Linked DNA regions of Mus musculus: regions 2, 3 and 4 are each linked to region 1. A link is a loop called in an ENCODE intact Hi-C map of the cell type or tissue named here. Cell type or tissue: heart. All regions are shown on one strand. Links, peaks and the distances in the headings refer to the core of each region. The heading gives the core; the rest is flanking DNA. Region 1 holds the start of Dzank1 (double zinc ribbon and ankyrin repeat domains 1). Region 2 holds the start of Smim26 (small integral membrane protein 26). Region 3 holds the start of Pet117 (PET117 homolog). Region 4 has its middle 39 kb from the start of Gm46768.

Region 1 (7,476 bases), core at 1,726-6,725:
GTTAATAATGGCTGTACAATGAGATGGCCTTCACACCAGATACCCATAGCATATCTTTGAAAAACTTCCATATCCGTGCAAACATACACTTTATGTTTTATTTTCCCTTCTCTTTGTACACCAATTCTCGTCCTATCTCACATATTTCTTTCTTCATAGAGCATATATTTGAAGGCACATAAATGGTAACCAATCATCCAAATGTATTTTCTCAGACAGAAATGAAGTGCTTTCTAATAAACTAAACAGGAGAAAAGTTCTTTCCAGTGAGCAGATACTGGGGTGGGTAGAAGCCTATTTTCATTTATAGAAATGGCATTTTTATTTTCTTACCCATAGAAACGCTTTTCATATCCTTTGCCTACCTTCTTTCATGTAATTATTAGCTTAAGGCCACGATGAGAAGCGGTGGGTTCCATTATGACGCTGTCCCATGCATTAACCCCTCTGTTGTCCTCTCGTGTTAGTCCCTCCCTCCCTGACTCCACGGCTTCCCTACCTCCTCCCAAAGGTTCCACCCCAACTGTCAGGTCTTTAAAGGATAAGGTTTAGATTCTGCACAGAGATTTGCAAATACATAGATTTGCACATCCATTTGTTATTTTCTTTCTTTCTTTTAATTTTTATTGGTTAATTTTGCAGCAGTGGGGATTGAATCTAGGGCTCTAGTTACACTCACAACTCTCTGCTGCTAAACTCCCTTCCTTCATCTCTCCTTCCCTCTCCTCCCTCATATGTGTGTGTGTGTGTGTGTGTGTGTCAATAAGTCTAAGTCTTTTAATAAAAATAATTGTTCATAGGTCTTATCTATAAAAGGTCTTTAGACTGACATTTACATTGATTTACATTGCTTATATGCATATACACATATAAGCAGATTTAATATTAAGTGCTACCTACTACTTTGTTTCTGTAGTAGTTAAGATTTATTTTATTTAACATTATTATAAGCTAATAGACACGATGTTGAATCAAATTCTCTCCTTTTATCTCCATAAGTACACATTTTTGCCTCTATTTCGAGTACCCCAAAGGGTCTCATTAGGCAGCACAGATTGGCTCAGATTCACAGTTCTGTCTTGGCCTCCCCAATGTTGGCTTTAGGGGCATGTTCCACATAACCACCTCTTCTGCCCATTGGCTTATTATTCTCTTTAGTACTGCACTGTGGGAACTCTTTATTTGACATTTAAATATTAGAGAATATAGAAACCCCTATCATTCATATAATCACATTTCAATAATAGCCCTACTTCTCCTAAGAGTTATAAGTTCATATGCTTAAGTTATTAAACACACTAGCCTTTCAGATAAAAGAGAACATGCTATAATATATAGCTTATTCTTCAAAAATCTTTGATTAAGGAGCCCAGAAGTAGCTCTACAAATGCTGATAAATAATTTTTATATATTTAAAACTATCAAAATTAAATAGATACATATATAATTGGAATCTAAACATCACAATACAAATATTTTTATATATCTTATTTATGAAAATTCTTTAGATTGATTATATATAAGCATATAACAGATTTAATAGTTAAGTTTTTTATGAGCTAAATCTTGCATGCCTCAGATATAATACCCACTCAATATGGCAATGGATATATAACAGTATACAGTCACTCATTTAATCCTCCAAGCGGCTACAGGTGGTAGGTATGGTTGCCCATCTTAGCATGAGGGCACTGACACTCAGAAATATTAACTAAGGTGCCCAGGGCCAGCAAGGTTGTCAAACTGAAATTCAATATCTAACTGTTCATAATGGAAGATCTGTATTTGCAGGTCAAATGTATTATTTCAGAAAAATAATAAGCATCCTGAGAAAGGTTGGGAACACAACTGGATATCTAACCTTGACTCAGGTGAATCAAGAGGGTGTTGCCACTACCAACCTGTTTGTCTCCTGGCTGAAACAGGAGGATTGCTGCAAATTCATGTTCAGCTGGGCTATATATTGATTTCAAGGCTGATCTTGGCTACTACATAAGAGCGTGTCTCATGAAAAACAAACACATACATACCACTCTACAAACCATCAAAGAACAACATTTTCAACATGTGGAAGATTTGCCAACGTCTAAAGCCCCAATATAGAAAACATACAAAGAGATCCGTCAGTAACACATGAACACAGACTATGGCAATGTTATTTCTAAATAATTCAAAATACATGGCTTTCCTACCGGATTTCATTTCCAAAAGAGTATTGGTATCAATTTCATGGTTAGCTTTTCCAGGTTGAGGCACTCGCAGTGGTATGATCTGAGGGGCACACACTGAGCCAGCAGTCATGTTTTCTCCTTATAGAAAAAAAATAGATTAAAAATTTCCATCATGAACCTATGCCTAAACACGAAAACAACAGAGTGCTACTTATTTTAAATGCATTGAAGCCAGAAGAGCATTAAATTAATATGCCACCTACAGATAACGCCCAGTTTAATTAATGAAATTATTACACGTTGGCTGTATGCTTGCTCTTGACGTCTGCTGTTGGATATTCACCTAAACACTTTACATCTAATAAAGACAAACAGATGAATTCGCTAGGAGGCTGGAGCTGCTTTAAAAGGGCAGGTCCACGGATGAGGCAGAGCAGAATCCACCTCTAACGCTCTGAGCTCAGTTCCCTCGAGATCATTCACTCTTCACTGCCTTCAGCCAGTGCGCGCGCACATGCACACACACACACACACTCACTCTCCTGACTTCAAGGCAACTCATTACATAAGGGGAGCAGGTAACTCTGCACGTAGCATGAATTACTTAGAGCCAAATCTTAAAAGAGGTTCTAACCCCCCACAGTCTCACCTTTGCAAACCACTGCAGTGTATTGTATTTTGGAAAATATACTGCAAAGACTGCAGAGCATCAGCTCTCAATAGAAAGGAAGTTGACATGGATATAAACCCACAACCATCATTTCCTATTAGCTCTGCTATTTTGTAAATAACTAGCAGGGCAGAAACCTTATGGGTCTTTTCTTTGAGGTGGGGAGGAGTCCTCTTAATCCAGTATTTGCAACTTGCACTGTAGCTTCAACGATTGTGGCTACATTATTATTCAATTATAATGTACATATTCATCTCACTTTTATAATCAACATTTTGCATCCTCATTTCGCCCCCCGCTCCCCCGAGACAGGGTTTCTCCGTGTAACAGCCCTAGCTGTTATGGAGCTCTACCTGTAGACCAAGCTGGCCTCCAACTCACAGAGATCCACCTGCTTCTGACTCCCAAGTGCTGGGATTAAAGGAATGAGACACCATGCCTGGCTTACAATTTTTCATGTAACAATTTGTTGTTCAGTGGTGAGGTCATTTTTTTTTAAATGGTAGTTGGAATTCTGATCATGTTGCTGTGAACATGTTTGCGTTTTGACATATCTTGTTCTGGAAAGCGAGATAATTAGAATTAAAAGACGAATTTAATGCCTTTTTGGATTCTTCCAGATTGAGGACCAAGAATAAAAACTACAGGTATCTGACCCTTCAGAAATGACGCTGGATGTAGAGGGATTCGCCTACCTTCACATTTCCCTTCGAGTGAGAGTCAGCTAAAATAAAGATAGCTGAAAACTAGATTCTAAATAAACACCGTTGGTTCGAGACTGAAGTGCTCACGGTTAGCTATTAGCTGCTCTTGGAAACCTGGGGTGGTCACTGGACCTCACAGGAAGGAGACAGAGATGGCTGATTCGCTAGGTCCACACCGCAGCCTGGTGTCAGTGTCATGCCACCAGCATCTCCCAACATCCTGCACCTGAACCATCTCCTCGCTGCCCAAACCAGGACCCAGACCCTGCGTCATGCCCTCGGCCTCGCGAGGCAGTCAGAGATGCCTAATTCCCTCCCAACCCAGTGAGAGATGCCCTTCTCCTCACCCTTCTCCAGCCTCAAGGACAGAGATTAAGGACCCCCGACGCAGCACCGCCGCCGCCAACCCGTTGTCAGGTTTCTCACGGTCTCACCACAGCTCCTCCGCTGCAGCTTGCGTTTCCACAGACGCTGCGAACCGCGCCCCGCCCATCGGGAGCCGAGCAGATGATTGGCAGGGAAATCGACATCCTAGCAACCAGCCCCGCCCTTGTCTCTGGCTGCAGCCTCCGTCTGGTACCCGCCTCCAGATCCTTCTGCGACACTTTCTTGTAGGTGTCCAAGAATATGCCTTCTCGGCGGCTGGAAGAGGCTGAAGGGTGCGTACTGGAGCCAGAGGCTCTTGTCCGACAAGCACTGAAATTTGAGACAACGGAAGGGAGTCGCTGTGGCGACCCTGCCGAGCAAGGCGGAGCAGGCACAGCACGGGCGCCCCAAGCCGATCCGATGAAGAAGGCCCAGCGCGACCGGATGAAGAAGGTCCCTCGCCTCTCTCTCAAGCCTCGGTCCCCGGCGCGCGCCTCCACCGGTTCCCGAGACTTCCAGCGCGCTCCGAGGGGCCACTTTTCCTCTAGTCTCGAAAACTGCCCTCATGGCGGAGGTGAAGGTCAAGGTGCAGCCGCCGGACGCGGATCCGGTGGAGATAGAAAACAGGTACTGCAATAAAGCTAGGCTCCCGACGCTAAGCGAGCAGTCAGCTGGGTAGCGGGACCCCCTTCTCTCTCAGTCCCGCGGGGAGAGGCTGGGGTAGACTGGTCGAGCACGCGGGAGCGGGGTTGCCGGGTGTCTGGGCGACCCCCCCGCCCCGATTAGGGAGAGTAGAACTCTTCAGAAGCTCTAGAGCAGCGGGACAGCTTGAAACGTTGTGGAACTGGGTTCTCCGGGATTCTATTAGAGCACTTGGAACGTGACAGCAGCCAGGGCCAGAAGAGAGACCTGCATTTTCCCTGTAGTTCTTGGACATGTGTTCGAATCCAGGATTGCCCGGTTGCCAAGGGAAGTTCTATAAGAGAACGTTGGGGCCAAATGAGGGTTCAGTTTGTGATTACAAAGGACCATTGAGCCAAGTAGGTTCAGTGAGTGCCTTAACTCCCGTAGTGCACATGTGTTTCTAGGTTATAATGTATTTAAAAGACGACTTTCTCAACATTATTATTGTGGATAATAAGTTTATTACACCTCCAAACAAATTAATCCCTCCAGTTTGTTTGGAGGGGATAATTCTCAAGACTCCAGTTATGGTGAATCACTATGCTGCCCCCCACCCCCACCCCCGAATATTCTATTTGCTTTCTGCCCACAGACCTTGGAGTCACTTTGCTGTACTTATTCCCATTGACAACATTGAGCTTTTTAGCTTGACTATCGTGTATCTTCCTTATTTGCCTTTAAAAGCAAGCAAACATAAACCATTTATACCGTTGTTCCTAGAATTATAGAATTATGCCACCAGTTCCCTCATGGAATCACAGATCAAGTAATTCAGAACGAAATGCCTCACATTGAAGCCCAGCAGCGGGCAGTGGCCATCAATAGACTGTTATCCATGGTAAGGTGAAGTCAACCAATTCATGTAATTTGTTGTATATTCTGGTTTTCATTGCTTCCTGTCATATCGTTGTGATGGCTAACCTTATGTGTCAGCTTGGCTGGGCTCTGAGATCCTAGATATCTGCCTGTTTGCTGTTTCTGGGATGTTCTAGAATGTGGTATTTGAACTGATGTGCTGACTGTAGGCAGTGAATGGGCACCATCCAATTTAGTATCAGCCTAAGCCAAAGACATGGAGGACACAGGAACTTGCCCCAGCCCACTCTGAGCCCCAGGGCCAGCCTTCTGCCTTCACCACTCTGTCCTTAGACTTTCGGATCCCATCTATACCATTGACTTCCCATCACCGAGGTTAATGCATCCGGTCTGTGCCATTGATCTGTGCCGCTGGCCTTCTCTAGTCTCCAGCTTGCAGGAGACGTACAAGAATTCTCCCCCCACCTTAATTACACGGAGCAATAATCGCATAATAAGCCTCCTTTCTAGTAAGCCAATATACTAATTGTAAGGCCAAAATTTGTGGCTTGATTCCAAACCAAGGAAAGGATCAGAATGTCTGAATAGGAAGAAAAAAATACTCATCTGCCTGCCATTTGACAAGATGAGGGAACTGCATGCAATTCTGTTATAACTAATTGTTATTAGCTTCAGTGACACAAAAAGACACGTGGGTGTGGTCTGTTCTCAACTTGTTATACTTCCTCCTGCTAGCTTCTAGCCATTCCCTATAAAATATTTCCACTGTGAGTTTTTTGTGAGTTATCAATAGCCTATTGATTGGGGATCACAGGGTCACTCTGAGCTTGTCAAGAGCAGGAAGAAGTCCCACTGAGGGTCTTTAGGATAAAGCACAGCCTCAGCTTCAGAGACAGTGCAGTAGAGTTTCATTGAAGCCCAAGAGCCTAGAGCCCAAATGCCTCTCTTGCAGCATTTGAAAAATGTCCTACCACATACTTTAAATCCCCTATGTCGCTCTTCTTTCACAAACCATTATATGCCTTTTTCCCAAGGACTCTTTAGTTTGGTTTTATTAGTTAGTCTTACACTAGGCCTCTTCTGAATTACTGTGTTTTTGTTTGTTTGTTTGTTTTGTTTTTTAAACTTCTAGCCTTGTGTTATACTTCAAGGCTCTAGATGCAGAGATTATAGGGATAGTCGAATCTTTTATTACACCTTTGTCTTTACCTTCGTGGCTCAGAATTGGCAAACTTCTCTATGAAGTAGTAAATAAAATAACTTTTGTGGCCCATCTAGTTTCTGTCACAACTGTATCATTTGTCATTTTAACAAGAAGCAGTCATGAGCCATGAACAATGAAGCATAAATAGATAGATGTGGCTTTTTTTCTGACGAAATTTTATTAATAAAAAAGCAAACAGTGGGCCAGTGACTTATCTTTTCACCCAAAGAAGAGAAGTTGGATTTCTGGGCTTCCTTTTTCTGTGTAGAAACACTCCTTGCTATTCTTCAGGACTCAGCTCTGCTGCTATCTCCAGGAAGAGACCTGGCGCCCCCAGGTTGGGCCACAGTCCCTTTTCTGAGTGTGCATGCACCTTGTTTCTCGCTTAGTGCCAGCCAGCCAGTGCTGTCGTCACCTGTGCTTCCCCTTGAGAGTTTGGAGTGGAGCTCAGAGGTAGAATATTCACTTAGCTCACACGGTATGCTCAGCCCCCTGTTCTGTAATTCGACAACAGATTGTCCATTTAAACAGCTATCCTGGACTGGAGGGATGGCTCAGTGGTTAAGAGCACTTGCTGCTTGGGTTCAATTCCAGTCAGGGTGGCTCACATCTGGAATTCCAATTCTGACTCTGGACTGGCCTCCCCATGCACCTGCTCTTGTAGACATACAATTAAAAATAAAAATAATTAGAAAAAAAAAAAAAACCAAACCAAAACAAACAGCTATCCTAAAATGGTGCAGTACAGGTGTTTAGTGAGTGGCCAGAATAGCCTGAATAAAGGACAGATGGGGACCTCTGAATTGAATTTTGTGATCCCATGTTGCCGTTTCATGAAGAAGGGAGGGCACTGCAGTTTAT
Region 2 (7,476 bases), core at 1,061-6,060, 67 kb after region 1:
GAGTCTATAAAATCAGAGGTTATGTATTTTTAGCTACCTGTTTAAGTCTTAATGATCATAAAGGAAATAAATCTGTGTGAGGACGGCATTGGCCAAAATAATACTAATGCAGATTTTGTCTCATTTTGTGTGTGTGTGTGTGTGTGTGTGTGTGAGAGAGAGAGAGAGAAGGAGGGAGGGAGGGAGGGAGAGAGAGAGAGAGAGAGAGAGAGAGAGAGAGAGAGAGAGAGAGAGAGAGCAAGAGCACATTCATGTTCAAGGAGGTTGGGGGTCAACATGCTGAGCGTGGTTCTCCTATGTTGTGGGTCCCAGGAATCAAACTCAGGCCTGAGTCTTGGCATGTGTCTTTACCTACTCAGCAGTCACACTAGCCCCAAAGGGAAGGAAAGGAGTCCTAAGTTGAGCCTGAAAGAGAATTATGAATTGGATGTAGAGACATACCTTATAGAGGACTGTAAGGAGATTGGAACTAATATGTCCTCATTGGACCTCTCTCTCAGATACAAATTAACAGAAGAAAGCATATGGTGTTCTCTCTGTCTTGGCCAGGCATTCTCTCAGGAAGATGAGGTGCAGCAGACAGTGGCTATACAGTCTCACCCCTGGGTTCCAGTGGGGGTGCAGAGTTGAATGCTTGCTAAGTGGGCACCCCTGAATCTAGTGTACCTCATGAAGACTCTGAGCTGTGTTTGAAATCAAGGCATGGCTCTCATTTATCTCAGGCAGGGGCTGAAGTTGTCAGTTCTGGGGGTGGGGGGTGGGTGGGGAACAAACTAGGGCTTGAGTGGCAGGAAGGATGGGAGAGAAAAGTGAGTCTTAAACCAGAACAGGGTGTTCAGTGAAATAACAGATGAGGAGGGCTCAGTATTTTGGGGAGAATAGTTTTGCAATCATCGACTTAATTAGAGGAAGAGAAAGTTTGTTTCTTGTGTGTAGCATTCATAAGTTCAATACTGTACGGAACTTGGGGGATACATACACACTAGAGGTACCGAGCAAGCCGACAGTCTGGATTTGTATACAACAGAGACTAGAGAGACTAAAATCAAACAGTTGATGAGAATGGGAAGAGAGGCAAGTGCGAAATAATACAATTATAATTCTGCTCCTTAGAGCTTCGTTGAGATAGACTTTTACATAAAATATCTTCACCCAGTTAAGTGTACAATTCAGTCAGTTTTGCTAGATGAAACCTATGTGTTGGCCATAGACCACTGGCAGCCTTCTCCCTGTATATATCCATTGACTTTTAGGGCTTCTGTCTTGTTTGTTTTCCATTTACCCTAATCCATCTGAGATTCCTACATAGTGCCAACTGGTATACTACTTTTTAATCTGATGTTTCCTCAGATTTTTGAGTGGTTTCTCCTTTTGTTGCTGTGAATAAAATGTATCTGAACACTGTACACAGGGCTCATAGACAACAGCTTTTCATTTCTCTTGAGGAAGTAACTAGGAGTGGAGTAGAATGGAATAGATTGTAAGATTGTTATATGTTTAACCTTAGGGGCTGGAGAGAGCTCAGAGGTCAAGAGCACTTGGTATTCTTCAAGAGAACCTTGGGTTCAGAACCCAGCACCCATGTCAGAATACTCCTAACCACCTGTAAGTCCAGCTCCAGTAGTGTCTGATGCCCTTTTCTGGTCTCCACATGCACCCGCATATATGTAGCATACAGTCTCACACATACATATAAAAAAGAAAAATCTTGAAAAAGAAAAACTGCCAGCTTTTAAAGAGGCTCTAACATATGCTCTTACCAGTAAGTTCCGATGGCTCAACTGGGCTGGGAGGATGGCTCAGTAGATACAGTGTTTGATCTACAAATAGGAAGACCTGAGTTCTGATCCCCAGCATCCTCATGAAAAGCCAGGCACAGAGGTGAGCACCTGTAGCCCCAGTCCTGGGGAGTGGGCCCCTGGAGCTGGCCGGTCCCCAGTCTAGCTGAGTCAGCGAGCTACAGGTGAGCGGTCTTGTCACAAAATTCGGTGGAGTGTGAGTAAGGAAGATGGCTGATGTCAACCTCTGACTTTAAAATTTTCCATTTTCCTCAACTGGGAGTTTTAGGTCCAGTTATCAGCTTCCCTTCTGTGGTTTCTCATACCCAAAGAAATCTTTGCCTATTCCAGGTTGGCAAGGATTTTTAGGTGTGCATGTGGTTGCTTTTAGGTTTATAACTTGAGCTTTTATATTTAAACACACAGTCCCTTTTGAGTTAAATGTTATACAGGTATATATTTCTGTAGGGTAAACACAAATGTAAAAGGAAAGATAACAGAGAAAATGTTTTGAACCCACCAGAGAAGCATGCAGGGTCAGTAGCGTCAGTTGCTTTAGAAGTCAAGTTCGAGGAAGGCTGAAATAGCCAAAGTAGGTTACCCGGCCCTCTCTGGGGAAACACCTCAGGCTTGCTCGCAGATTGTCTAGTTTACTGGTGTGCAGACAAATTATTCTTGGAAGAAGTGTATGAATAGGACAAGCGGTTGGACCTGGCAAGATGGCTCCGTGGGTAAGAGAACTGACTGCTCTTCTGAAGGTCCTTGAGTTCAAATCCCAGCAACCACGTGGTGGCTCACAACCACTGGTAATGAGATCTGACGCCCTCTTCTGGTGCATCAGAAGACAGCTACAGTGTACTTATAAATAAATCTTTGGGCCGGAGCAAGCGGCCGACTGGAGTGAGCAGAGGTCCTAACATTCAATTCCCAACAACCACATGAAGGCTCACAACCATCTGTACAGCTACAGTGTATTCACACACATAAAGTAAATAAATAAACAAATCTTTTTTTTTTTTTAAGACAAGCGGTCGATGGAATCTAAGGCTTTTATTTTTATTTTTTAAAGATGTGTGCACCTATTTATTTATTTTTGGTTTTCCAAGACAGGGTTTCTCTGTATAGCCCTGGCTGTCCTGGAACTCACTTTGTAAACCAGGCTGGCCTCGAACTCAGAAATCCACCTGCCTCTGCCTCCGGAGTGCTGGGATTAAAGGCGTGCGCCACCACGCCCGGCTTGCACCTTTTTATGAGGAAGAATAAAAGCCAATAGGGTGATAAGACAGAATGGTGGGCGACAGGGTGTAATTGGGAAAGGACCAAGGAAGCCTCAAAGAATTGAACCTAGAGTTCCAGAAAAGTATATAGGAAAGAAGCGAGTTGCAAACACCATTTCAAATACTGTCTGACAAATGGAGGGCAGGTATTACACCTTTGCAAGTGAGGAATTTTCAAGTCACCATCTGCTCCCCAGCATATAGTACACAGTGCAGTTGTCAGCTGCCAGCTGAGCGCCTAACCTATGGTCTCCTTGATGAAAATCTTCGTCCTTGCCGGGATTAACTATGGACTACGAGTCCCAAAATGCATCGCGGCCGGAGTAGGACGTAGCTTAGGACCTATTGGTTGTTGCAGACATCTGGAAGGACTTCCTCCTCTCCTATGGAGCCATGCGAGCTGAAAAGGCCTCTCTCTGGTACCGGCGAATGTCCCTTGTCTACGCACTTGGCGCCTGGTCCCTGCTGGGCTCGGCGTTTTTCCTTTCACGGAAACAGAAAGTATCAGGTAGGGTTTCCTGGCAAGACAGTCCTTGCAGCCGCCGCTTCCCGCCCATTGCCCCTGGTCACCGAAGCGACTTTCTGTACTTGAACTCCGGGGTACTAAGCAAAACTGCTGCAAGCGGGTACTTAGATAATTTGCGGTGATGGACTCTGCAAAGAGCAAGACTCCAGGAGCTAATAAGTATTATCATCTGAACCTTATTTATTGATTGACTAAGTCTGTCCACATGTTCAGCTAGAATTTGTGAATTCACCCGTGTCGTGCTAGGTGGATTCTAGAGCCTCGGACAGTAGTCCGGGTGCTGCTCATTTCCTTGAAACTGTCGCATGCGGCGAGCAAGCAGTTTCAGGTCTTAACAGCAACCAAGGAGTATTAAAATTATCCCAGTTGTTGCGTGAAACTCCCTGAACTTTCAAATAACATGCTGGAAATCAAAGGTACTGGAAAGTCAGTTGGTGTAATCGCTTGAGACCAGAGTGATAGAGAGGATGGAAGGTGACTCTGAGTGGCTGAAAGTCCCTCTAAAATCGGTTGCGGTGCTGGTTGCCCAAGCCGAATAGACTAAACACCATTGAGTTGTACCTTGTAATAGGAGTTTGAATGTATGTTAGGTATATGTCAATAAAGCCATGGTGTTAAAAACTGCTGGAAATTCTTGGACATGAAGGTGGTTTGAAAGTTCACACGGTCATCATGGTTGTTCTTTTTCTCTCTGCCTTTTCTTTTTGGAGAAAGATAACAACAATAGACATCTGATGGCATAATCATACTTTGGTTTATTATGTCCAAGGCTTTAAGGACTGATGTCTAAGTTAATAATTTCAGGTTCTTTTCTTTTCTTTAAGACTGTGAAGAAGGTCAAGAGGATGGCTCAAGGAATGAAACACCTTTTTCTACAAGTGAAGACTCTGATTTAGAAACGGAAACGGTCGAGCTTGGTGGAGGGTTTTATGTGAAATCATTTTTAAAGTATTCAGAAAATTCTGTCCCAGCCACTCAAAGGTTCCTGACCTATCTGAAGTCATGGACTGGTGGGCCTGGCCCGCAAGCGTGAACAGCTGCTGAATTCTGCAAACAAGGACTTGGCTCAGTATTTGATAGATGCCTTGATTTCCATTTCATGTATTTAATTTAATTTAATAAAATATAAGCATTAATAATGTGCAACCAGTGTCTTCTTGAAGGTACTGAACACATAATTCAAGAGGTAGTCTTCTCTGTCCACATGGCTGAAAAGCTGATAGAAAGCACACACGGATGCATGTGTGTATGTTGCATGTGTGAATGGAGGTCAGAGGACAGTTTCCAGGAGTCTCCTTCCACCGTGTGGATCAAACTCAAGTCATCAGGCACTTGCTGAACCATCTCACAGGCTCTGAAATTTCAGTTCTTAAAAATCTACTTAGGGTCTGGAGAACTAGCTCAGCAGTTAAGAGGACTTGCTGCTCTTCCAGAGGACCAGAGTTCAGCTCTCAGCACCGTCATCTTGCACAGTCATAGACTGGTATCTGATGCCTTTGGCCCTCGTGGGCACCTGCACTCCAGTGCATGTTTCTGTTCGAAGATGTACACACCTGAATGTCATTAAAAACAATATAAGCAAATCTTAAGAAAAAAAAAAAAGTATGTGCACACGTTTGTACCTGAGGGCAGGAGCATGCCACACATGAGTGTGGAGGTCAGAGGCCAACTTTAAATGTTCATCCTAGTCTTAAACTTTCTACTTTGTTTGAAAGAGGATCTCTCTTTGCTGCTGTGCTGTGTTCCCCAGGCTAGTTGTACTGCAAGCTTTCAGGAGATTCTCTTGGCCTCTGTTTTAGGAATGCTGGGGTTAATACATGCCTCTGCATCAGGGTTTTTATGTTGGACCCAAACTCGTGTTGTCAAACATCAAGCACAGTGACTTACGGAATGATTTCTCTGGCCCTGATAATGAAAATTACATTCAGCTTCTGTAAGTTAAATTTCTGGCATATAGCTTATGTAACTTAATTTTCATGCTACTATTAGATAGTACTTTAGTTGTCCCAGTAAGGTTAGATTGAGTACAGTCTCATGGGGCATTCAAAGCAGCCCTCCACCAGACACCCGTGAGTACTGGATAACATAATAACTTCTTATTATGGAATTAGACTATTAGAACTTAGAAGTTAGATAGACTTGGCCTGTTCTTTGGGACTTTTGCCTGAACGAGTATGTCCGTGCTTGCCATGATTAACTGGTGTCCAAAGAGATCAGAAGAGGTTGTCAAATCCTCTGGAACTGGAATCACAGCTAGTGAGCTGCCATGTGGGTGCTGGGAATTGAACCTCGGAACCACTGAGCCAGCCGTCTCTCTACCCTTATGTAATGTTTTTGTTTGTTTGTTTGTTTTTGTTTTGTTTTTTGGTGTCTTTGAGATAGAGTCTTTTTCTATGTAGCCCTGGCTGTCCTGGAACTCTATGTGTATTTAGATCAGGCTGGCTTCAAAAAGCTCTGCTTCTCTTCTAAGTGCTGGAATTAAAGGCACGTGCCACCATACCCACACTCTTGAGTAGTGGGTTTCCCCCCCCCCTGGTTTTTCGAGACAGGGTTTCTCTGTGTAGCCCTGGCTGTCCTGGAACTCACTCTGTAGACCAGGCTGGCCTCGAACTCAGAAATTCGCCTGCCTCTGCCTCCCAAGTGCTGGGATTAAAGGCGTGGGCCACCACGCCCAGCTGAGTAGTGGTTTTCACTCATAGATATTTGAGACACTGCAAGGCATAGGGGTGGATGGTAGGATAAGAATCCCAACGGTTGAGATATTTTTTTCCCAGGCCAAGAGCCAGTTGATACTAATTGAATATATTTATATTAGAACAGTGTGGTAGGCATCGAGCTGAATGAGCAAGAATCAGCCTAAGACAGGAAGGGAAGCATGGGAGAGGTGGGTGAGCTGAGGGGGCCTCTAGTAGAATGCTCTCTGAGTGTAAACAGAGCACTGGTTAAGTCCTCAGCACTCAGGAAACCAGCAGCAGGTACCTTACAAAACATCTCCCATCTTTAGAGATTTTACAGACACGGAAGGGCGAGAGCTAAGGGAGTGGGGCGTCTGGCAGGACAGAGCAGGACAGAAGTCTAGGATAAACTGCTAGACTTCTACTCTCATGGGGCAATAGAATACTGTAAGAGCATAAGGGGCTGGAAAGATGGCTCAATGGTTAAGAGCACTGTCTGCTCTTCTAGAGGACCTGGGTTCAATTCCCAGCACCCACATGGGGGCTCACAACAATCTCTAACTTCAGTCTGGGGGTGTCTGATTTCCTTTTCTGGTAGAAACTACTTAGAGCAAACTAATTTTTTTTTCTTTTTTAATTAGGAAGAACCAAATTAATAATATTGTAGATCAGTTATTTAGAGAAAGGTCTTTAATCAAATATGAATCATTTGTAATGAAACCACAATTATAAACAGTGCTTTGCTGGATCAGTGGGCTCATACCAACTCAAAGGGAGTTATTGTTATCCTACTAATAACTTTCTCCCTTTTCTTTTTTTCCTGGCCAGGATGTACCAAAGTTCATGCATAATACAGTCTTCTCCCATTTTATTTATTTTGTGTGCACGTCTGTGAACATGCATTTGCATGTGATATAGGGTGCATGTGGAGCTCAGAGGACATTTAGTGATGTCAGGGAGAGGTCTGGGGATCAAACTCAGGTCATTAAAGGCAGCAAGTGCCTTTTCTTTTTCTTTTTTAAAAAAAGATTTATTTATTTATTATATGTGAGCACACTTCAGCAGTCTTCAGACACACCAGAAGAGGGCGTTGGATCCCATTACAAATGGTTGTGAGCTACCATGTGGTTGCTGGGAATTGAACTCAGGACCTCTGGAAGAGCAGCCAGTGCTCTTAACTACTGAGCCATCACTCCAGCCCCCAGGGAGTGCCTTTACCC
Region 3 (7,476 bases), core at 1,133-6,132, 160 kb before region 1:
AAAGCTCCTCACTGAGCAGTTCCATCTCTTCTACCTTTTCCATATTGATAACAACAATTATGTCCTCGTCAGGGTCTGGACAGAACTGGAAAGGGACACTTGTTCCCCGGACCAAACCATCTTCATCCACATAGCAGAACTGGTAGCACTCCACATCCTTGGGAAGGTAATAAGCTTTGAATTGGATTTCCTGCTGTGTGGCTGAATCCTTGTTTTGGTCTTTTGGCAAGGGAGCCCACATGAAGGTATAATACTCCTGAGTGGTCTTCCACCCTACTTTAAAGATGCCGATCCAGTCCTTGGGTCGAGGGATGAACTTTTCAGTGAGGGTATATCTCACGTGATATCTCCTTTAGGAACATAGAACTTCTCCACATTGTTAAACAGGACCTGAGAGAAGTTGCCATGTTCCAGCAAGGTAGGTATGGGGCACTGGTCCATGGTGGAGTTCGGGCACAGCAGCCAGCAGCAGCAAAACAGCAGCAGGGCATGCAAAGGCGGATGGGCAAGTTTAAGGACTGAAGAGAGGCTGTCTCTTCTTATCCTTAAACTGTATCAATACTTAAAATGTGTGAGTCCTGTCACTCTGAAGTGGAGCGCCCCGATGATGTTTGGGGTACTCTCTCCTCCTTCTTTCCGGTTGGCCACAGTTGGTAAAAAGGACTCTCACTGTTGCCTATTGCTGCTTCTCCTTTGAGCGATGTGGTCCTTGGGATGAGCCTAAGGGAACCCACCAGAGATGATCACTCAGACAGTTTATAGGCAAATCAAAGTCTTTATTCCAGCCAGCTGGACCTGTTCTTGGTATTAGGGTAAGGGTTTTAAAGACAAAGACCATACATCTTGATACCTCACTTGGCAGCTGCAAGTCTGAGGTTTGCACAAGCAGGCAGTTTAACAGAAGCTAAGATAAGTTAGGTAGGGCATATGGACCTTGGGATGGTGTACTGGCTAGTTTTGTGTGTCAACTTGACACAAACTGGAGTTGTCACAGAAAAAGGAGCCTCCCTTGAGGAAATGCCTTCATGAGATCCAGCTCTAAGGCATTTTCTCAATTAGTGATCAAGCCGGGTAGGGCCTATTGTGGGTGGTGCCATCCTTGGGCTGGTAGTCCTGGGTTCTATAAGAAAGCAAAGCGAGCAAGCCAGGGGAAGCAAGCCAATAAGTAACATCCCTCCATGGTCTCTGCATCAGCTCCTGCTTCCTGACCTGCTTGAGTTCCAAGTCCTTGACTTCCTTTGGTGATGAACAGCAATGTGGAAGTATAAGCTAAATAAATCCTTTTCTTCCCAACTTGCTTCTTAGTCATGATGTTTGTGCAGGAATAGAAACCCTGACTAAGACAGATGGGTATAGAATGGAGTTGGGTAATTTTCCACAGGATTCTTCATCAAGCAGATCAAATCCTAGTTAAACCAAAGTGGCCTCAGCAAGAGTACAAGATGGAGGAGCCTCTTCTTGTCCTGTCACAAGCCTTCCTAGCACTTCAGGTGTAACTTAAATGTAAGAGTTAACTGAACATGGTAAATAATATGTGGTCATCAGTGATGCTTTCTCTGAAAGACCTTGGCATAAAAGAGGGAAAAATAAGACTTACTTAGTAGACGTTTCCAATTGCCCAGTAAACTATTTTCTTTAATTACAGTGCCCACTCCTAAAAATACACCCAAACTAGATGTTCTAGCAACTATTTTAAAGTAAATAAATAAGTTGCTTTTCAGGATCTGATGGCACACAGTCATTCAGCTACTAAGGTAAGTAATAATAATTATAAAAAACATCTTGCTTTGGTTTGTAATCATTGGCCTACACTTTAGACACAACACTTACAGCTGCCTCCTCCTCCTCCTCCTCTTGAGACATTGTTTCTGTGTGTAGTCCTGGCCATCCTGGAACTAGCTCTGTAGACGAGGCTGGCCTCGAACTCAGAGTTCTGCCTACCTCTGCTTCCCCAGGGCTGGGATTAAAGGTGTATACCACAACTGCCTAGCATAAGAGATTTTTAAAAACAAAATACATTTAAAGAAGACAAATTGGAAAATTAATCACAATAGAATGCATGGTCATTTATACTTCTGGTGTCATTCCAAGGCCATTCATAGCTGTTACACTCGCTGATTTACTGGATGAAAAGTCTGGGGTTATCATAAATAAAAAGTATTGTGGCATGATTTTTCCTTAGGGAAATATGCAAAAATAACTTGAATCTCTTCTCATTCTAAAAGTCACTGGTCCCAAACTCTATTTTCACATTCAAAGATATAACCTGGGCTGGTGAGATGGTTCAACAGGTAAGAGCACTGACTGCTCTTCCAAAGGTCCTATGTTCAAATCCCAGAAACCACATGGTGGCTCACAACCACACGAAATGAGATCTGATATCCTTTTCTGGTGTGTATAATAATAAATAAATCTTTGTGCTGGCGCAAGCAGAGGTCCTAAATTCAATTTCCAACAACCACATGAAGGTTCACAACCATCTGTACAGCTACAGTGTATTCATATACATAAAATAAATCTTTAAAAATAAATAAACCTAGATTCTTTAAAAAATAAATTAAAGTCGGGCGTGGTGTCGCATGCCTTTAATCCCAGCACTCAGGAGGCAGAGGCAGGCGGATTTCTGAGTTTGAGGCCAGCCTGGTCTACAAAGTGAGTTCCAGGACAGTCAGGGCTACACAGAGAAGCCCTGTCAAAACAAACAAACAAAGAAACAAACAAAAAACACCAAAAAAATTAATTAAAAAAAAAAAACCAAAGATATAACCAATGCAGTATGCTAACTGTTCATAATAGTATTTTCTTCATGCCGTTTGGGTTCACTTAACAGAGAACGAAAGAGCAAAGCATACTGAGACGAAGTGAATGTTGGGGAAACACTGGGAATACCTAATCAAGGCCTGAATGAGCCTTATCATTGTTGTCTATCGGTTTTCAGCAGCAGCTTTGAATGTGTACTTTCCTGGGTAAGAGTGATTTACTGATATGCCATTCTTCATTGGCATCACAAATACTTAAAAGTTCTGGGAAGCCAAGTCTCTTTTTTAATTTAAGGGGTAAGTGCAAATGACACCATCCTTAGCCTCTTGTGAACTACTCTGACACAAGGATCTTACAAGCATTCCTGAAAGGCTCCAAGGGCATCAACGACATTTTTTTTTTCTTTTGGTTTTTTGAGACAGGGTTTCTCTGTATAGCCCTGGTTGTCCTGGAACTCACTTTGTAGACCAGGCAGGACTCGAACTCAGAAATCCGCCTGCCTCTGCCTCGGGAGTGGTGGGATTAAAGGCGTGAGCCACCACGCCGGGCAACGCCATTTCTTAAGATTACAGGAGCTAAACATGTCCGGATCCTTGCCTGACCCAGTGCATTTCCCAACAGAAGTTTAGTAGGCAACAAGGTGTAGCCGAGGCTGAGGCAGGATTGCGAGTTTGAAGCTAGTTTGAGCTGCACAGCAATACCTTGTCAAAAAACCAACCACCCAGCTTTTAGACTCTAAGAAAATTTAGGGTCTGATCAGTCGCCCCATAGCGACCAGATGTCCTCCGTACATACTCCACTGGCACTCCCAACCCCACCCTCGCGACTCCAAAGCAGCCCAGCACTGCGACTTCCTGGTGAAGGCGGTCCCCAAATAGGAAAGCCAGGGCCCCAGGCAGCCACTCCCAAGAAGCAGCGAAGCGGGCCAGGGGTTACGCTCGGCGCTCGATTGCTAGAGCCTGGCGACGATAGCACTTGCAACGGCTCTGCGCTCGAGAGGTCGAGCCTGGCCCGTTGCGGCTGCGGCGGCGGCGGCGGCTGTGGCGGCGGCGGGGGCGGGCGCGGGAGCGAGTCCGCGGCCGGGAGCGGGAATGTCGAGGAGTTCGAAGGCAGTGCTGGGCCTCTCGGTGCTGCTGACGGCGGCCACGGTGGCCGGCGTGCATCTGAAGCAGCGGCAGGACCGGCAGGTCGGTGTCACGTGACCGCGTCTTCCGGGGCGCCGAGCCCGCAGCTGTCCCTGCGCGCGTGGCGGGCCGGGCGGGCTGCAAGGGCGCGTTCAGGACGCCGACTTCTCTCCCCCAGCCACGAGGCGGGAGACTGGGGCGGAAGCCTCGGGGCAGGGGTGTAGTCCAGAGTTAGAGAGTTGCTAGGGTGAGCTCGAGGCCCTGGGGGCAGCACAGCCCACAAAGCCTTACCCAGGAATTGTTAAATCCGGAGATAAAGCAGCTCACACCCAGCACACCCCCCAGTGCCTTTGGCTAAAGAAACTTGAGATTTTTGCAACTTGCATTAACAAAACATTTTGCTACTGGACTTAGGTTCTGGAAAGGATAAAAGGTAGCGAGCGCCCTTCACGTTTTCTTTTAATGGCTTTCTTTCGGAGAATAACTGGCTTATTAATCAGCGACTAACCGACTCTTCCTCATTCCAGTTTGCAACGCTGGCTAGTGCGCTGAGCACACTGAGAACACATAGTTAATTATAACCTCTCGAGATTGTTCTTTTTATAATGGTGCCACACTGTGCTGGCCAGTACTTGGTATTTGCCCTTTCAAGCAATACCTTTACAGTTATTTGGTTTGAATCGGATTTGCCATGGGCAGAAGTTACTGAAAGCCTCAAGAGTCACCAGACCATCGACCTTTGTATTCACAAACTAGGAATTGCAATGAAACTAGGCTTGCAAATTCAGAACCATTTTGAGGAGCAGGGTCGATGTGCAGTGATGGAGAAGCACACAAGGAATTAAAGATTTGGGATTAAAATATGGTTCCCCAGGGATATCTTCTGGAGTAGAAGCAAGAAACTTCCTTCTTGGGAGGAAAAGGAAAAGATGGTGGTTCTAATTAAACTTGGAAGACAGGGTGTCTGTGTCCTCCTGATGTGTTTTGGAGACAGCGTTTGCTATCAGTTTTGTTTCAAACTCTGTTCCCCTGAGAAGTTTTTACAGTATGAGCAGACCAATTAAATCAGATCTCTGGAGCATGGAGACTCAGCTGTGTTCCAAAAGGCACGCCAAAGGCTTTAATGAAACGGTTGAGAATCACAGTTAGAGAATGGAAGTGTGCAAAGATCTAGTTATTTCTTGGAAGTTAGTGACCAAGACATACTGACCAAAATAAGCTGTCCAGTAGCTATTCATTAGCGACTTACTGTAACATCGAGGAAGGTAGATGTCTTGAAAACTTCAAGGTGGCAGTAAAGGAAATAATGGCTTGTTTTCTGTCTACCCACACCAGACACAGTGTTTTTCACTTTACAGACATTGTCTTTAACTCTCAAAGGAACTTAGTAGACATCAATTACAGATGGTTCCTAACTTAAAGATGGTTAACTTGGTTTTATGTATGTGTTTGGGTGTTTTTTTTTTAAAGATTTATTTATTTATTATATGTAAGTACACTGTAGCTGTCTTCAGACACTCCAGAAGAGGGTGTCAGATCTTGTTACAGATGGTTGTGAGCCACCATGTGGTTGCTGGGATTTGAACTCAGGACCTTCGGAAGAGCAGTTAGTGCTTTTAACCACTGAGCCATCTCTCCAGCCCCGGTTAACTTGGTTTTTAGGAAAGCAGTATCGTTTGTATTTAGTGAAACTTTCTTTGAATATTGAATTTTGGTATTTTCCCAGGCTCAGGATCAATGGTAGGATTCTTTCAAAATGCCAGGCAGCAAAACAAACCTCAGACCCCAGGGAGCCCCGGAATGCTGATGTTCAGTGGTATCATGTCAGAACACCTTTATTATTTTCAGTTTATCATGAGGTTTTCCAGGTATGGTCCTATGGTAAGTTGAGGAGTGTTAATGATTCTACAGGAATCAAGGCTCCAGATGCTAGAGTTAGGTTAGTAAAGAGCTGTGTTAGTTAGGGTTTCCTATTGCTATGACAAAGCACCATGACTAAATGCACCTTGGGGTGGAAAGGGGTCAACTTCCAGCTCCATATCACAGTTCATCAATGAAAGCAATTGAGGTGATAATCTGGAAGTAGGAACTGAAGCAGAGGCTGTGAAAGAGCTGCTCACTGGCGGCTTATGTTAAGACAAAGTCTTTCTGTGTTGTCTTGGCTGGCTCAGAGCTCAGAGAGATCTGCCTGCTACTACCTCCTAAATTCTAGAACTAATGTACCACCATGCTGGACCTGAGCCCTCACTCTTACATTTCCCAACTCCACTGGTGTAGCAAATGTAGCTGTAGGCCTGGGAGAGGCTCAGTAAGAACTAGGTGAGTATTTATTTATTTATCTATTTATTTATTTATTTTGAGTAGACTTTATTGTAAAAACACAAACCCCTTGCAAATAAATAAAAACATCACACATCAAAATTAATGAGACTCAAAGTCTGTACAACTCAGTGAACTGCACAGTAAACGTTCACATGTGCTTTATTTATTTTTATTGTTTTATATTTAAGAGGGTTTGCATGCATGTGCGAGCACTCATGCATATCTGGTGCCTGTGGAGGTTAGACAAGGTCATCACATCCCTTTGGTCCAGAGTTACAGCCACTTGTGAGCCTCTGTGGAAACTGAAGTTATGTCATGCAAGAATGAGCACTTCTCTCCTGAGCCCTACCTCCAGCCCTTCTGTATGGTTAGGAGAGGTAGGTGTTCATTCAGAACGGAAGCTCTGGAGCTCCACTTTCAGTACTGAATTCGCTTTTATACACTTACCCACCACCAACCCCAAAAAACCCATGACAGATTTAGACCCAGAAAAACAATCAGCTTATATTCCCTTTCATAGTTTGTATCCATTCTCGTCCAGTCCTTCCTCATCTCCTTATATATAGCTTTTCTTGTTCTCTTTTCTTCATGATATGCTGTACCCACATGCACCTTCATTTCTGTATTTACAAATAACATTGCTTAGATTCTGCATATGAGAGAGAACTGCAGTTTCTTTCTGAGAGTGTGTGACCTTGTTCAATATTATATATTCTAATTCTATTCATTTTTCTACAGATTTTTAAACTTTATTTTTCTTTAAAGCTGCATGGTAATCTATCGTGTGTGTGTGTGTGTGTTTGTGTGTGTGTGTATACACACACTAAATTTTCATTATCCATTCATCTGTTGGTGGCCAATTAGGTTGATTCAGGTTCTTTGTTAGGCCAGCCTTTAAAAATAGAGATAGGTGGGAAGCAGAGATAGATCTCTGTGAGTTTGAGGCCAGCCTGGTCTATATCATGAGAGCTAGGACAGTCAGTATTACATAGAAAGATGCTGTCTCCAAAAAAGAAAGAAAAAAGGATATAGAAACTGGAGAGATGGCACTAGTTGCTCCTGCAGAGGAACTGGGGTCTATTCCCAGCACCCATGTGGTGAGTCACAGCTCTCTGTAACTCCAGTTCCAAGGTATGGGTCACCCTCTTCTGGTTTCTACAAACACTGTACCTGCATAACTTGTCAACAGAATACCCACACACATAAAATAGAATTTAAAGAATAAAAATAATCTCATGAAGTTTCCGTTAAAAATGTACTTTTGTGAGCT
Region 4 (7,476 bases), core at 1,107-6,106, 68 kb before region 1:
GGCTTAGGTAAAGTTTCTGTAAGTCCTACCTAACCTATTTATGCCTGTGTATTTATTTCTGTTATTTTCCCCCCAACTTGGGTTAAGGACTTTCATAAAAATTGTTTCCCATTAATAGAACCATTTAATGCAGTGAATTTGATATCAGAATTATGGCCTTTGTGAAAAGTATTCTTATGCTCTTATTATAAAGCAAAAGCTACTAGGACTTAAGAAAGGGTTGTGTTCACCTCACACAGAGCTGAAAAGGATTTCTGGAATGTTCGTGTTGTTCTATAAACCAGGAGACTGTTTTCATTAAGAATTGAAACCTGGCACTCTGGATCCATAGAATGGCTATGAGATTAGTTACAGAGGACTCTGTTTGGAGGTGAGAAAAAAATTTACTGAATTAGATCCCGCAAAACTCTGGCTTCCAGGGACTGTTCAGAGTTCCTGACTCTTAACAGATATAGCAGAAGGGGACACATTTGCTTAATTATTTGACAAGCAAGGACTGCTGTGACTGAAATAAGGGCCACTTGCTGTCCTTTCTTTGGGTTTTTCCTGAACAACAGTTTGAGCACGTACCAGCCAGCCAGCCTTCATTTCATGCTCCCTGTGGGTTCATTGTGCTTCTCACAGGAATTCTACACTTCTGTTGCTCATTCCAATCTTCTTTTGATGAAGAATCATTTGGGGTTTCAACTAATGAGTTGTTGCTGTTGTCGTGTGTGTTGTTAACAGCAGCAATTGGGAACAACGAGGAAAATAACAAAATGTATGTAGAGAATTCTGCAACTTCCTAGTCAACCAAACCAAGTCATGTAAAAGAAAATCCAACAGTTGAGTTTATGCTTCTGTGAGAACCTAATGGCTTGCTCTTGAACTAACTATTCAGAGGCAGTTATCCAAGTACAACAGGAAGTAACGACCTACATACACAGCCACTGCTCAGCCTATAAATGTCTTAATAGAATCCCTTTGTCCAGCAACTTGGCAGCCTGGGTCTCAAGAGCTTTTCTGTTCCAATTGCATGTGCCATGATTGCCACGTTTAGAGACATTGTTTCAAATGTATCCTGTGGAGATTCAGGGTACAGCTAATTGGCTAAGCATGGACATTTGTGGAAGGAATCTCTGTGTTCAGTCTATCACAAACAAAGCAAAACCTGTATCCTACTAAATTCATGCATTCAACACTAAGAAAGAAAGAAGGGCATAGAACCATGGAAACAGATACCCAGCCCCTGGGAAGTCTCCACTTCCATGGGCATCGACAGGAGATAATTAAATTATTTGATATCTCACCAAAAAGTGTAGGCACACTAAACCAATAATGGCAAAGCCCATTTCTCAGGGAAAAACTCCATCCTCTCTCCCAGGATGACATTGTGCCACGATTGTATTTGACATGGATACATCAAGTCAGAAGGGGTCAAAACAGAGTAAATTTCATACATCCTAAAAATGTATCTTATATAAATATAGCATAGCATATAATAAAGTGTGTCTCAGATATCAATAAGGCAAAGCACACTTCTGAGGCATGTGCAAGCAATTCCACCAGCATAAGGACACGCCAGCACAAGGACACGGACTGGTTGGGTATAAAGACTATAAATATGTCTACAATTTAGCACAATTATGTTAAAAGGTTTTACAAGAAGATAGAATACTGATAGCTGAAACATTCATGATGTATGTCCAAGCAGACATCAGTATGAATCACACACCATTACCATTTTTCAACCACTGACCCAGCTCCCTGCTTCTGCAGCCATGGTGTGCCTTCACACCACGATGATTCTAACCCTCTGGAGCCACAAACCAAAGCAGCTCGTTCTTCCTGAAGTTGCTGTTGGTCATGTTATTTTTTTTTATAACAGCAACAGAAAAGTAACGGTTATACCAGGCTTCGACTCTACTGTTTAAGCTGTATCTTTACCCACCCCACCCCTCAACTAACTTGATTTTTTGGTGAATCATGGCAATTGTAGCTATCTTTTTCTTTTGTAGAATACTCTACTGAAAGTACCCAGGGAAAGAATAACAAACCATTTAAGCCTAAATCATTTCAAGTTTCATATTCATCTATGGCCTTATTGATTCTCACAAACTATCTGTTATATAAGGACTTGTCTGAGCATCAAGATCATGAGAAGAATAAACAAAAATGTTGTGATTTAAAGCAGTGTCTGAGAAAGTAACCTGCCTCCATCTTAGGCTTGCAAGCCATCTGATAGGAAAAACTAACTAGGGTCATTCCTATTTATGACTAGATTTCTGTTTCTCAGAGTTGGGGCTATGCCCTGCTGGTAACCTGAACTTCAAGTGGTTCTGTACTGCCTGTTGTAGGAATCAGCAAAGATGCCTTTGTCTCAGCAGGTTGCTATGACCACCTGTTGTATGACGGGTTTGTCATGAATACCTTGTTATGACCACCATGCAACCATGTCTTTGCTTCAGAAGGTTGTTGTGACCAACTTTTTCTGCTTCTGTAACCCTGCCTACTTGCCTACAGGAAGTCCCCTATTCCTGAGCTATAAAAACCTTTATCTTTCTTATCTCCAATGCTGATCTTTTGAACCCTACTTTTATGGAAATACAGCCCATGTTCCTGAATTTAAAAAAAAGCTTGCATTAATTATTTTATTTTATTTTTTATTTTTTGCTTTGGCCATGATGATTTGTGTCAGTGGTCTTTCTCCTCAAATCTGTGGGATTATCATGTCCAGTTAGTTACAGACGGTTGTGAACTGGTGCTGGGATTCCAACTGAGGTCATCTGTTAGAGCAGCCAGTTCTCCAACATTATTCTTCCATACAGTTCCTTTCTGAGCAAGCACCCACAGCCTTCATGGTTTCTCAGTGAAATCCAGAGGCACGGTCATGAACTCAGTGAGAACCGCTATGCTGTGCACAGCTCTGCTCAATCTGATCCTGCACTTGTCCACAGCTCAGGATGACTGAGCTGGCTGTGCACCGCAGCTACTCATGGCTGATGCGGGAAGATCACGGCCAGCCTGAGGAGTACAGGGGATGACCACAAAAAAGCCCAGGTTTCTCTGGGGTGATGTGGCCATGTTGGCCCAATCTTAGGGTCTCAGTTTATTCTTCCCTGAGCTTTGGAGAGGAGTCAGTCAAGCTGGGACACACTCATCAACGTTTTTCAAAGCATCCAAAGACTTAGAGACTACAAGAATCCCAGGATGAAAAATTCCTGGGTTTGACAGCCCTTCAGTGTTAAGGTGCTTTTGGGCAACTTAGCGGTTCAAAAGAAAAAAGTAAAAGGAGAGCTGTGCCTGTAACTCATTCTCGGAGCTTTTGCCTAAAATATATATTGTACTGGCTTCAAACCCTTGCAGGCTCCCAGCCCAAGGCCCTGAAAATCCCCCAAAGTGCTGTTCATCCATTTAGTAACCAAGAAGCATCTATGGGTCGCCACTTCCGCCGGCCAGTGTGTTTGTGTTTGGAGGAGGAAAGGGGTGTCATTTGGCACCGGATGCGGAAATCTCTGCAGGGGTCACGGGGAGTGCAGCTCCTCGGGCAGTGGCAGGAGAGTTTATGTTTTAAATGTGTTTTATGAACGCGATTTTAGGAAGGAGAGGGCATCCAGATGCCGCAGCAACCACTCTCCATTTAAGCAAAGCAGGCGTCCCAGAAAGGGACTGATCAGAGGTCAACGGGAGCTACACGCCTTTCGAGCACAACTGGTGTCGCGGGGCATGCTGGGAAGCATGTTTCTTGTGCCTGGAGCCCTCTGGGTAGTGTAGTCCTGGTGCCTGCTGGGCACAGGGGTGGGAGGTGCTCCCCAGCTGGAGGCTGGAGCATCCCTTGTCCTTTGGTGAGTGCTACTGGAAGCTGGAAGTTGAGGGAACGCAGGTGCGGGTGTGTTTTCTTGTGAGATGGACACGCATCTCTGAGGGCGTTGTGTTAGCTTCAGCTGCGAACCCCAGGGATAGATGGATGCAAGGCTCGACCCTTCTGTGTTAGGGTTCTTGTGGGTGGGGACAGGTTCAGGATTGGTTGAAATCCCAGCATTGGTAGAGATCGCTCATAATATAAGTCCCCATGTAGGTGAGGCTTGAGTGAGGAAACTTTTAAGGTTTGATACTTACTAGGTGGCGGGGTGGGACTGCCTCTGGATTTTTGGGTGGTTTGGGGAGCTGATGGTCTTCGGGTACTACCACCCCCCAACTTTGCTGAGGTGTCCAGGTGTCTATATTGGCCTGATTTTAGGTACTCAGTTTAGTGCCCCCTTCTCCCAAGTTAGAGCCTTGGAGAGGAGGCAGTCAAACTAGGGCCCATTCCTCAAGGTGTTTTGTTTTGTTTTGTTTTTTGAAACCTGGTTTCTTTGTGTAGCCCCGACTCTCCTGAAATTTGCTCTGTAACAAGGCTGACCTTGAACTCAGAGATCCACCTGCTTCTGTCTCCCAAGTCCTGGGAGTAAAAGATGTGTGCCACCACCTCCCATGCTCAAGGTTTTCAAAGCATCCAAAGACTTAGGTGACTACAAGAAGTCTAGGATTTTAAATGGAATTTTAATGTCTTATTTTGGAGAAGTTCCAAACAGCCAGAAAGATAGGAAAATCCAAAGATCTACCACCCAGATTCAAGTTTGTCGCCATGTGACTAATCATGATTCATCTTAAAGCGGACACACTGGGAGTCCTTACAACCCCAAGGACTCTGGTCTTCACAGCCATGTTTTCCCAAGCTGTCACTTCATAGTTTTGTCACCTCAGCAGGGACCTGATCTCATTGTGTCTCTAGTCTCATGTGTAAAATGACAGTAGTATCTACTTTGAGTTGTTGGAAGAGTAGAATAAAACGTGCCTGCCAGGAACAGTCTCTAGAATGTTCTAAGAGTCCAGGAAGTATTGACTCTCATCACTACTGGCAGAGTGGACCATCTTACATCTCCCAGCACCTTTGGGCTCCTGACAGCCCAGTTTCAGGTGCCCTTCCCTTTTACGCCCTGAACCAGGAATATGTTTCCTTTGCTCTCTTTGGACATCTTGTATTTCATGGTGTCCCGATGCAGGTCAGAGCCCTAGCTGGTTCCTCTAGGACAGTTTTTGCAGGGTCTATTCAGGCAGGCTATACCTCCACTAATTTCCTGTGTTCTACCTCAGCCCTCATTTATCCTGCTCAGTCCCAGGGGTCATCAGGAGCCAGCCTCTGTCCATCCTCATTTACAGTTTGTCCTGCTGGAATAGTTTTAAGGAATTTTCAGTTACTTTCCTGGCACATAACTTCAGTAGACATCACACACACACAATTTTATTTTAAAAGACACACAACTTTAATGTGTACAATTTCGTCGTTACACCCAGCAACATGAGTAACTTGTTAATATGTTTTAATATTTAATCCATATGGACTCCTCCTCAGTTGTTTAAAGAAATCTGCTTTTCGCTGCTTTTCTCTCCAGCCATAACATCTGTGATTAAAGGCAGGTGAGAGAAGTACCTGGAATTCTGTGTGCTGGCTTTCTCTTTCTGCGTCCCTCCTCCTGTTTCCCTGAGCCTTGCTGTTCCATGCTTAACAACTCTAACTTCGATCTGCTGATGCAAGCTGGCTCTCCGCATTTGCCTTGCTTCCGTGGTCTTTGCAGACTCACTTTGCACTTGGTTGGCTGTGGCACTCTCTATTCCTACATGTGCTCTCTTAAATCGGTGAGTTAGAATCCTATCTTCTGTCCGTCTCTTGCCACTCTCACACTGTAGCAGGGGTCTTTCATGTCTACACACCAGGATACTTCCTTGTCAAGGATCTGACTTGATCCTGCTCTTCTCCGTATTTCTCTGGATAGTTCCCCTCCTGTGCTAATTCTTCAAAGGGGAGCAGGGCCCTGGCAACGCCCTTTTAGGTTCAGACGTAAGTCCTTGAGGTCATCCTTGATTCTTCCTTGTTTTTTACAAGCTGTCTATGGCAGCCGAGTCTGAAATCGAATGACCTGTAACCCCTGCTGCTTCCTCTGTGGTCTGTGTCACCATTGTCCGGGAATGATCATTGCTATCTCTTGTCCTCTTCTTTTATTCTCTTATGTTCCCCCCTCCCCTGATAGAAACCACAAGGATCTTTTCAGCCATAAATCAAATTATGGCATCCATTTACAAAACCCTTCCCCGTGGCTTCCCATCCTAATGAAAGTTAAAACGAGTATTGTATAAGGCTGGGTCTCCCTGCACCACATTTACATTTGGGCTTCATCTCTGTTGCTCCATCCTGACACTTGGCATCAGCTGCATCTGTTGTTCTTTACCTTGCCAGCCTGACTGTCTTGCATCAGGGTCTTTGTCCTGGCTCTCCTCTCGTCTGAGATGCTTACTCCTCACATCCTTCAGATTCTGTGACCTTATAGAGGTCTCTCTAATCACCCTAGTTAAAATTCCAGAGCCCCAGCCATGCTACTACTTTCCTTCAGTGCTTATTCATGTCTGTTAAAACGAAAATGTTTTTGTTAAAATGTTTTCTTCATTTATTCAGCTGTAGTCATTTAAGTATTACCAAGATGATATTCTCAATATCTTTGATGCTTTCGTGGGTTCACTTGAAGACTGGGGCCAGCAAGGACCCCTGGTCTCACCCTCTCCATATAGTATGTAGTACTTGACCATAACCCCAACCCCTGCTTCTGGAGAGTAGTTGGGACTTCATAGATGGTATCTTAGGATTCCCAAGAGTGAAAGCTGTCTAGCATTCTTCGGATGTAAGCTTGCCATACAGTGTTACTTGCACCACATTTATTAGTTAAGACAAAGGTAACCCCAAACCAATGTTTAAAGCTGCAATGATTTGAACAGCAGAAAACAAAATGATAATGTCATATTGTAACCCCAAAGATAAGGTAAGGACCCATCTGGACATAAATAAATAATTGAAGTCAATAAACAGGAAGATGGGACAGCTGTTCCTACAGAATTCTAATTAATGAATTTCTGATGGAAAAGGAAAGGAGAACATGTCATTTTGTAAATATCGTAATAATAACGGGTGTGGGTAGGCTTCGTGGATGTATGGTTAAATAGGTGAGTGGAGGTTTGAGGAGACACAGGTCACTGGTATAGTCTCCACAGATCCCTCAGCAGGGTGAATGATAGTGCTATTCACACCAGTGTGAATATAGTGTGAATGATAGTGCTATTCACACCAGTGTGAATATAGTGTGAATGATAGTGCTATTCACACCAGTGTGAATATAGTGTGAATGATAGTGCTATTCACACCAGTGTGAATATAGTGTGAATGATAGTGCTATTCACACAAGTGAACGCAGACCTGCACAAGTTACTGCTCTTCCTGCTTTGCAGATACATTCTGAGGAGCATGGTGGACCATGCTGTCTTTTTTGGAGGAGTCACTGTACTATTCTGTGGCTGGGCCATTTTATATTTCCTCCTGTAATGTGTAGTGGTCGAGTTTTCACGGGTGACTATTTACATGTCTTCCTGTTTGTAAGCAGAAATGACACGTTTTAGTGTTTTTGGGGT

The links. A loop is a pair of places that touch in the nucleus more often than their neighbours do. Peaks named below come from ENCODE experiments on the same cell type or tissue, not always from the same donor. Only the 100,000 strongest peaks of a DNase experiment are listed, where the experiment ranks them.
Region 2: a loop joins it to region 1, with 2.4 times the contacts of the local background. A loop is called at or near these places in 3 of 42 quality-filtered maps.
Region 3: a loop joins it to region 1, with 2.6 times the contacts of the local background. A loop is called at or near these places in 4 of 42 quality-filtered maps.
Region 4: it touches region 1 in a loop (2.7-fold over the local background); 3 of 42 quality-filtered maps call a loop at or near these places.

What each region holds. Positions count from the first base shown.
Region 1 is chr2:144,523,388-144,530,863 of GRCm38, forward strand. It overlaps Dzank1 (double zinc ribbon and ankyrin repeat domains 1), which reads right to left and starts at 4,027. Exons shown (of 21, transcript NM_172859.3): 1 at 3,893-4,027; 2 at 2,193-2,309. The coding sequence starts at 2,301. Polr3f (polymerase (RNA) III (DNA directed) polypeptide F) reads left to right here and starts at 4,358. Exons shown (of 9, transcript NM_029763.3): 1 at 4,358-4,538; 2 at 5,316-5,433. The coding sequence starts at 4,477. In heart, for the core only: no CTCF peak of the experiment used is centred there; a DNase peak (open chromatin) is centred at 4,104; H3K4me3 peaks cover 2,078 bases; H3K27ac peaks cover 955 bases; H3K27me3 peaks cover 1,393 bases.
Region 2 is chr2:144,590,643-144,598,118 of GRCm38, forward strand. It overlaps Smim26 (small integral membrane protein 26), which reads left to right and starts at 3,423. Exons shown (of 2, transcript NM_001033297.3): 1 at 3,423-3,563; 2 at 4,406-4,724. The coding sequence starts at 3,449. The coding sequence ends at 4,614. Sec23b (SEC23 homolog B, COPII coat complex component) reads left to right here. Exons shown (of 20, transcript NM_001252544.1): 20 at 1-111. In heart, for the core only: no CTCF peak of the experiment used is centred there; a DNase peak (open chromatin) is centred at 3,439; H3K4me3 peaks cover 1,293 bases; H3K27ac peaks cover 1,046 bases.
Region 3 is chr2:144,365,211-144,372,686 of GRCm38, forward strand. It overlaps Pet117 (PET117 homolog), which reads left to right and starts at 3,773. Exons shown (of 2, transcript NM_001164813.1): 1 at 3,773-3,947. The coding sequence starts at 3,852. Kat14 (lysine acetyltransferase 14) reads left to right here and starts at 3,825. Exons shown (of 11, transcript NM_181417.3): 1 at 3,825-3,947. It also overlaps the pseudogene Gm11701. In heart, for the core only: no CTCF peak of the experiment used is centred there; a DNase peak (open chromatin) is centred at 3,681; H3K4me3 peaks cover 2,248 bases; H3K27ac peaks cover 2,200 bases.
Region 4 is chr2:144,455,577-144,463,052 of GRCm38, forward strand. It overlaps the pseudogene Zfp133-ps. Among named protein-coding and RNA genes, the nearest start is that of Gm46768, 39 kb to the left of the region's middle. In heart, for the core only: no CTCF peak of the experiment used is centred there; a DNase peak (open chromatin) is centred at 3,715; H3K4me3 peaks cover 1,317 bases; H3K27ac peaks cover 1,084 bases; H3K27me3 peaks cover 1,012 bases.